Linked DNA regions of Homo sapiens: region 1 is linked to region 2. The links are chromatin contacts, found by Hi-C in ENCODE. All regions are on one chromosome and are shown on one strand. The core of a region is the stretch at or near the end of the contact, and the rest is flanking DNA. Distances in the headings are between cores, read along the strand shown.

What was found. A loop is a pair of places that touch in the nucleus more often than their neighbours do. Pooled maps may share reads with other maps.
Region 1: a map of posterior vena cava shows a loop between it and region 2 (19-fold over the local background). The contact joins two enhancer-like sites. A Hi-C loop is called at or near these places in 5 of 168 maps with a recorded cell type or tissue (IMR-90, OCI-LY7, Panc1 and 2 more), 2 of 37 single-sample maps with no recorded cell type and 5 of 50 pooled maps.

What each region holds. Positions count from the first base shown.
Region 1 is chr16:13,461,534-13,465,834 of GRCh38, reverse strand. It overlaps a transcript of SHISA9 not described here. Among named protein-coding and RNA genes, the nearest start is that of ERCC4, 460 kb to the left of the region's middle. Within about 2 kb of position 2,460, at least 2 of the 41 ENCODE cell types and tissues checked have a DNase peak (open chromatin) inside an H3K27ac peak, as active enhancers do.
Region 2 is chr16:13,387,897-13,392,557 of GRCh38, reverse strand. It overlaps a transcript of SHISA9 not described here. Among named protein-coding and RNA genes, the nearest start is that of SHISA9, 490 kb to the right of the region's middle. RefSeq lists enhancers at 1,847-1,896, 2,307-2,366. Within about 2 kb of position 2,342, at least 3 of the 41 ENCODE cell types and tissues checked have a DNase peak (open chromatin) inside an H3K27ac peak, as active enhancers do.

The DNA of each region.
Region 1 (4,301 bases), core at 1,211-3,710, 73 kb before region 2:
CCACATTTGACCCATTGGCCATAGTTGGCCAGCCTCTACACTAAATCGTTGCAGCAGCTTTTTCTTTCTGGAGAGGTAGAGGGGGGAGAGAGACAGGTCCATGGAGTCAGACAGATTGGGGCTTGAACCTGGATCTGCCTTCAAAGGTGTATCACCTTGAGATAAATGACTCAGCTTTCTGAGGCTCTGTGGAGATTTGTTGACTTTTCTCCCTAGCATCCTTCCCCTTCTCCTTCCTGAGGTAGCAAGACAACAGGTACCATTTGATATCTTTGTTCTATATTGCAGTTCAACTTCTCCTTATGCCAAATCCTGTGATTCTCATGCCCTTATGGGTATTGTTTCTCCCCAGTCAACCTGGCTTAAGGTGATATCTTTTCAAATCCATGCCCCACAACCTACTAGAAATCCTAGCCTCGTGGACGAAATCTTATTGGACTTTTCCTTTGACCTCCAGTTCTGCCAAAATGAACCTGCCCCACGTTCAACTTCATTTGAGGGATGATTTCTAGCATTATTCTGTGCTTCAAAGCAGCAGTCCTCAACTGGGGTGACTGTGTCCCCAAAACACATCTGGCAATGCCTGGAGGCATTTTTGGTTGCCAGAGTTTGGGCAGAGGGCTGCTGGCATCTAACAAGTAGAGGCTGAGGATGTTGCTAAATGCTCTGCAAATCACAGGAGTAATGCAATGCTCCTTCCTCCACCTACCCAGCCCCCTACCCCCAGAATAGATCATTATTTCTTCCAAAATGTTAATAAGACTGAGGTATAGAAGCCCTGCTACAAGGTTAATGGCAAATAGTAGCCTTTTCTTTGGTAAAAGGTATGTTTTAGGATAATGTCTCCATTATCCTTCCTAAGAAAATCTTTAATCCACTAGGCCCCTAAATATCAACATTAGAAAAAGCTGTCTATCTGTTTGAGGGTTTATGGAAGTCTATCTAGATGTAGGATTTAATGAATTACTCATGTCTTTATTTTTCTGAACTGTAAAAGGTGGGGGGTGGGGGTGGGCATAGAAATAGAACATATCTCGGGAATTTTATGAGGACCAAGGGCTACTAACTATGTGAATTCCTCAGGATAGCGCCCAGTACTTAGTAAGCACTCAACTTCAGCCACCATTTTTATTTACTTTACTGTATATTTGTAGTAAAGGTAGTAGTGGTAGTAAACGGGAAAATTTCCGGTTGCTCTAATCAGGGAAAGCAAATCAGTGGTTTTGGGAAAGAGGGAGGCAATTTCAGCTTGAACCAAAACAAAATTGACATGAAATTCCAAGAAAGGGGCTTTAGCTTTAGACAAGAAACTCTAGTTCAGACTCAAGTTGCAAAATCAAAATACACATTCAAAGCATCTGAGCACTTAGGCTGATAGGGAGAACCAGAGTTGGAGGAAATAGCACCAGTTTTGGGGCTTCAGGATTGTAAGTTTTGGACTGATTTTGCACAAAGCTTAGCAGCCATCCATGAGAAACCCATGGTAAGACAGGCCAGTGAAAGAATGGTGGCATCGACCAAGTGTGATTCTCAAACTCCTCCAACAGGTCAGGGAGGCCTTGGCAACATCTCCCTGCAGATGAGGTGATTATTCTTTAGAGCTACCCTTAATTAAACCCTAAGTGCTAGGTAGCACACTTACCTGGAAAGCTTCCTCCAATCCTCACAATTACTCTATAAAGAAAGTCACAGAGTTAATCTAATTATGCCCATTTTAAAGATAAGGTAACTGAGGCATGGAAAGCTTAAGAGATGAAACTTCTGTGTAATTCTCATGACAGACAAGTAGTGGAATGAGGAGAAAAGAGGATGCAGTTTGAGTCTGAGAGAACCTGGATCTTTCTGTTAATTAGCATTGCCTTTGGGCATAACGTAACTAGGAAAAAATTTTTAAAGAACAATCCTGCCAACTAAATAGTGAAGCAATTAGATGAAAGTCAATATTAACAAGCTTCTGCAATTCCAGGGAGCCAACGGCAGGGATTCAGAAGCCTCTGCCACTTGGCAATTTTGTAGACTTGTGGCCTAAGGGGAAGGGATGTGACACGGGAATCAATTCTTTGCCTGCTGATTAGCCCATTTGCTCGATATTTCCTGAGCAGCCAGCAGTCCTGTCCCAGCCACAACCATGAGGGCGCTGCCAAACTGGAAATGATGAAATAAAGAATCTGCTAAGGAAGCTCTTTCTTTAAGGCAACAGAGCTTCCTGGTTTGTACCTATTCATGACTTACAAATGCTATTTTTTCCTTCTTTTAGACCTTGGCTACCAGAAGCACCAAGCCAAGATCAAGATTATCACTCTCAATAGGTGACGTTTAATTCCTTCATTTCTGCAACTGAGAAGGCAACAGAGCTCCCGAGCAACTCTTCAGAGTAGGTGAAGCCCTCCAGCCACAACAGTCCCAGGAATCTTTCCAGACTCCTCTCTGTGTTCCACAACTTTCAAGAACTCTTTCTCCAAGTACTGCTGATTCCACCTGCACGCTGCCTCTCCTGCCCACATGGTCCTCTCTCTCTCCACACCTGCTACTTAGTTCCCATCCTCACTTTCCTCAGGATTGAACTATTGCAATAGCTTCCTCACGGGTCATGCCATGCTCTTTCTTCCCAATCTATCCTTCACATGAAAGCTATAGTGAACTTTCTACACTGCAGGGTTTTTTGTTTGTTTTTTGAGACAGGGTCTCACTCTGTCACCCAGACAAAACAGAGTGCAATGGCACTATCACAGCTCACTGCAACCTTCCCCCCCCAGGCTCAAGTGATCCTCCCACCTCAGCCTCCCTGGTAGCTGGGACCACAGGCATGTGCCACCACACCCAGCTAACTTTTTTGTATTTTTATTTTTTATTTATTTATTTATTTATTTTTTAAGATGGAGTCTCCCTCTGTCGCTCAGGCTGGAGTGCAATGGTGCGATCTCGGCTCCCTGCAACCTCTGCCTCCCGGGTTCAAGTGATTCTCCTGCCTCGGCCTCCTGAGTAGCTAGGATTACTGGCGCCCGCCACCACGCCTGGCTAATTTTTGTGTTTTTAGTAGAGACGCGGTTTCACCATGTTGGCCAGGCTGGTCTCGAACTTCTGACTTCAGGTGATCCCCCCGCCTCGGCCTCCTAAACTGCTACGATTACACGTGTGAGCCACTGTGCCTGCCCAACTTTTTTATATTTTTAGTACAGACAGGGTTTTACCATGTTGGCCAGGCTGGTTTCGAACTCGTGACCTCAAAGCCATCTGCCTGCCTCTGCCTCCCAAAGTGCTGGGATTACAGGTGTGAGCCACAGCACCCAGCCTACATTGCAGTTTTGCCTGTACCTTAGATGGTCCCAGAACAATAGAATGAAATTAAGCTCATTAACGAGACATAATATCCTCTGAAATCTAGGCCTCACCTAATCCTTCACCCTCATCTCTCACACCTGTTTTCTTCAGGCCTCTGTATTGAGTGATCTGTTAGTTTCCTGAACTTTTTTTACCTTTATACATGCTGTTTCTTTTGTCTGAATTACTTTTTCTTCCTTCTCCAACCTGAATGAGATTAAATAAGTGGTTTGACTCTATTTATTTATTTTTAAAGAATTTTTTTTTTTGGTAGAGGTAGGGGTCTCACCATGTTGCCCAGGCTCATCTTGAACTCCTGGGCTCGAATAATCCTCCCACCTCAGGCTCTTGAGTAGCTGGGACTACAGGTGGATGCCACCATACCCAGCTATTTTTTTTTCTTTAAGCAGAGATGTGGGTCTCACTATGTTGCTCAGCCTGGTCTTGAACTCCTGTCCTCAAGTGATCCTCCTGCCTCAGCCTCCCAAAGTGCTACATGAATAGATTAATAAGACTGGAAAATACTAGGTATGCAACAATTCTTCTTTATTGAATGGGTGAATACTTCCTGGGTGAATACTTCCTTAAGAAAGTAAGTCTAGGCCGGGCACGGTGGCTCACGCCTGTAATCCCAGCACTTTGGGAGGCCGAGGTGGGCGGATCACGAGGTCAGGAGATCGAGACCATCCTGGCTAACACGGTGAAACCCCGTCTCTACTAAAAATACAAAAAATTAGCTGGGCGTGGTGGCGGGCGCCTGTGGTCCCAGCTACTCGAGAGGCTGAGGCAGGAGAATGGCGTGAACCTGGGAGGCGGAGCTTGCAGTGAGCCGAGATCATGCCACTGCACTCTAGCCTGGGTGACAGAGGGTCTCAAAAAAAAAAAAAAAATTAAAAAAAAAAAAAAAGAAAGTCTATAAATCTTTTTTTTTTTTGAGAGGGAGTTTTGCTCTTGTTGCCCAGGCTGGAGTGCAATGGCAC
Region 2 (4,661 bases), core at 1,093-3,592:
AATGCCGCCACCTGCTGATTCCATGCTGTAGTCCCTGGGCTGTAAAATGGAGCCCCAACTGAATTCAGTAAAAGGTCTACATCCTTCAGTAGGTGAATCAATAAACTGTGGTACATCCAGACAATGAAACATGTTTTCTTTTTTAAATGTATATATTTAAGGTGTACAATATAATGTTTTAATATACATGTACATAATGGAATGCTTTCCACTTTTACCATGAAAAATAGATTGTTATCTAGAACTAAAAAGAAGGGAGCTGTCAAGTCATCACACTCCAGTAGGGCCTTATCTTAACTAATCACAGCTCCAAAGAGTCTATTTCCAAAACAATCACATTCTAAGGCACTGGGAGTTAAGACTTCAACATAAGAATATTAGGAAGACACAACTAATCCATAACAGGTGTATTTAGGATGTTCGAGGTACCTTTACTCCCAGGGGTGAAGATACCTTTCCTCCCAGGAAAAAACCAGGTAGGAAAGCTGCCCTGCTGCACACCTCAGCTGGCAACACGTTGTTCCTCACCTCCACAATCACTGGCAGCAGATGGCTATAAACAGATACCAGCAAACCGGGACCATCAGACACTCGGGGCAAACCAAATGTCTGAGAATGAGGTAGTCACTTTTGAAGAATATCATTTGATTAAATCTGCATCATTCCAAACAGATGGACTTTTCATAGTCCTCTGACAGTCCCTGAATTGCCACCGTTATTACCCAACAGGTACAGTCATTTATTGAGCTACTTTACCTGCAGTCAGGTTACAGAGTTCAAAAACTTTGTTGCTTGGCTCCCAGGGTTATCCAAGATCAGAGGTCTGCAACCTTAGCTGCACAATGGAGTCACCTGGGGGCCTCCAAAAATATTGATTCCTGGATTCCACCCTTTAATTGATCTAGGGTGGAACCTGGACACTGAGATGTTTTTTAAGCTCTCAGGTGATCACAGTGCACTGCTAAGGTCTAGAACCACTGGCTTGGAACTCCCCCCGAACCCAGCCATCTGTGTAACTGTAATAATGCATATTGACTGCAGATGGCACGGCATAGATTCGTTGGGGACTGATTTTTGTTTGCTGCTTCCAAGTATAATACTTCAGTATCTCTTCTCTCTAACTCTGTAACACCAAGTGCCTTGTTTTCCCTTTCTTTAGCCTTTTTTCAGTTGTGAAGGAGCTAAATCTCTGCTGTACAGAGCTACAGTTTTGCTTACAAAGGCAAGACCTCAGATGGAAACTGAGGCCTACAGCAGCACAGTGAATTATACCAAGACTAAGTTAAGCAGATAATAGACTTATATTTAGTACAATTTAATGTAAGGAGCAATAATGTGGGCTATAGCATCTTTTTTCCAAGGGTTCATGTTGATCTCACTTACTCTATTCAGCAGGACACACTGCTTTATGGTTTCAGTGAATGTCACTCTATCTCTTGCCTTCTCTTCCTCTTACTGTCACTCTTATCAACTCTTTTCTACCCTCTCTTTAATTCTCATCCTCTTTCTCCACTCCTGTTCTCTCTCATGTTGTCTCCCCTTTTCTTTACTCTTTTCTCCTCAATATTCTTGCTTTCACAGATTGCCATGGTTGGAATGGAGATTCAGCAGCCAAAGTGTTACGAAAATCAAGATATGCCACATGCATACCCTGCAGTTGCCTGAGATATCTCAGACTGCCTCTTGTGAAAGATATGAGAAGACACACACAGCCAAGAGAAGTCACCTAAGTATTTCTTTTCATCAGCCCATGAAATCTTCTTTCTCCCAAAGCCTTTCTTTCCATTTTGTGGTGTCACCCAGCGTGCTGATCTCAGAAACTACCTGGAAAAGTGCTACACAAATGTGGGGAATCATAATAGTGAATGACTGTAACATGCTTGTTACAAGCCACATACCCTTCTAAGCATGTTGACAGATGAGACTGAAGAAAGAGGCAGGAGGTGATTTCAAGCCTAAGCTTGAAATCTTAAACGTGCTCTTAAACGTGACTTAGTGTTGAAAGCACTTCAGAAAAGGGCAGCAGCAGAGTGAGAAAGATCACAGGCGGAATAACAGAGAGACTGAAAGCAAAAAGCAGAGAGACAAAGTATAGAAACACAGAGGGACAAAGACAGCCAGCCACCCAGATGCAGAGAACCAGTGAGACAGAACTGGACCACAACACAACTGAGCCGAGATAGACAGGCCCAACAAACACACTTCATGTTGGATTGCAACTGGGTAAAACAATTGCATGTCTGAGGCCTAATTTAGATCAGAGATTAGATGAAATGCAGGTTTGGTTCTGGCGTGACTTAAGAATCTTCTGATGTCATGGTTCACTGGTTTTAGAAAATGCATGCTTGCTTCTGGTGCACCTGGTATCTTATAAAAAGAGAGAGAGAAAAAATCCCTTTTGGTTTTTGGCTCAGTTACAGAAAAAAAAAAAAAGGTTAGAAAAAACCCACATAGTATTTAAGTTCTATGTACTTCACACTTCAGCAAACCAAGGCAAAGCATTCTGATTTTCTTTTCAAGTCGTATATTTTGCACTTGTCAGTTGGGATCTTCAAAGACTCCTTTAAGCCAGGTGCCTAACCCAGTATTGTCCTTAGAAGTAAGTGGAAAAAAGAATGGAGAATGGAGAGCATTTCCAGGATTAGATCTTGCAAGAGCACCCATCCTACGCAAGAGTGCCAACCCTTTAGGGGCAGAAGGAATTCCTCAGTGATTATAGCCAGTGGAGATATTGCATTGTGATTTTCCAGGACAATCGCAGCCTCCACAGCAAATCAGTTTTATTTCTTTAACCTCTTAATGCAGTGGGTTTTGGGACTTTAGAGACCTAAGACCTATCCTTTGGAGTACATCATTGTGAGCCTAGGTTAATCAGAGGACCTGTTTGAGTTCCAAGTGATCTGGAATGCTGCCACCTGCTGATTCCATGCTATGATCCCTGGGCTGTAAAATGGAGCCCTAATTTAATTCAATAAAATATCTATATCCTTCAGTAGGTGAATCAATAAACTGTGGTACATCCAGACAATGAAATGTTTTCTTTTTTAAATGTATATATTTAAGATGTACAGCATAATATTTTGATACACATGTACATAGTGAACTGCTTTCCACTTTTACCATGAACAATAGATTACTATCTAGAACTAAAAAGAAATGAGTTATCAAGCCATAAAGAGACACGGCCCTTAAATGCATATGGCTAAGTGAAAGAAGCCAATCTGAAAAGGCTACACTCTGTATGATCCCAACTCAATGACAATTCTGGGAAAGGTAAAACTACAGAGAGGGTAAACAGCTCAGGGGTTGCCAGAGGATAGCAGGAGGGAGGGATGAATAAGTGGAGGACAGAGGATTTTTAGGGCAGTGAAGCTACTCTGTATGATACTATCATGGTAAATACACATCATTATACATTGGTCCAAACCCTCAGAATGTACAACACCAAAAGTGAACCCTGGACTTGGAATGCAGGGATGTGTCAATGTAGGTTCATCAATTGTAGCAGACGTGCCGCTCTGGTGGGGGATGTTAATGACAGGGGAGGCTATGCGTGTATAGGACAGAGGGTATATGGGAACTCTATACCTTCTACTCAGTTTTGCTCTGAGCCCCTAACTACTCCAAAAAATAATGTCTATAAAATTTTTTACAAAGGTTCTCTGTATTAAAGACTTGATCATCTCATTTGGAAGAATGCTACTAGACGTGGAAATTTCCTCCCCTCCACCTCTTTTCCATCTCCTCTAGAATGAGGTCCTTTCTTTTGTTCACATGAGGTTTTCCCTTCCATCTAAAACCATTGAGGATAGAACATCTACGATGTGCCAGATTTTTCAATTTTACAGACAAAAGAGACTTAGGCTCAGAAAGGCTACCAATAAGCCCTGAAAGCCAGAGAGTTAGCATATGATAGAACCAGGATTTTCAAACAAAAGACTGTCCAAATTCTGCTGGCCAGGCACAGTGGCTCATGTCTGTAATCCCAGCACTTTGGGAGGCCGAGATGGGTGGATCACTTGAGGTCAAGGTAGCCCGGCCAACATGGTGAAAACCTGTCTCTACTAAAAATACAAAAATTAGCTGGGCATGGTGGTGGATGCCTGTAGTCCCAGCTACTCAGGAAGCTGAGGCAGGAGAATTGCTTGAACTTGGGAGGTGGAGGTTGCAGTGAGCCGAGATTGAGCCACTGCACTCCAGCCCAGGCAACAGAGTGAGACTCTGTCTTAAAAAAAAAAAAAAAAAAATTCCCCAAATTCTGGGATTTCCCACTGCACTATTTCCCCCTTCTGAGAGTTTGCTAGAGGCATGAAAATCATTCCCATTCACGTTTCTATAGAATCCTATTTGACTCTTGGGATTGATCCTTCCTTTTTCTTCTGTTCCACATCTCAATCCACAGGATGAATAAGTGGAAGCCACCAGAACCTGGATTTCAACCTGCAGGAATTACCTTGTAGGATATAGAGCTCCCAGGATGGAATGGGCTGTCTCAGGTACTACTGACCTCCCCATGAGCATGGAAATACCAAGGCTTGTAGAAGAGGCTTCACGGCTCTCAGTATTCTAACACTGTCAGTGAAATTTCGTAGTGTGGAGATCCAGGAGATACATGTCTTTTTTTTTTCTAGGAGGGGATTTTCACCCTCCAAGAAAATTTC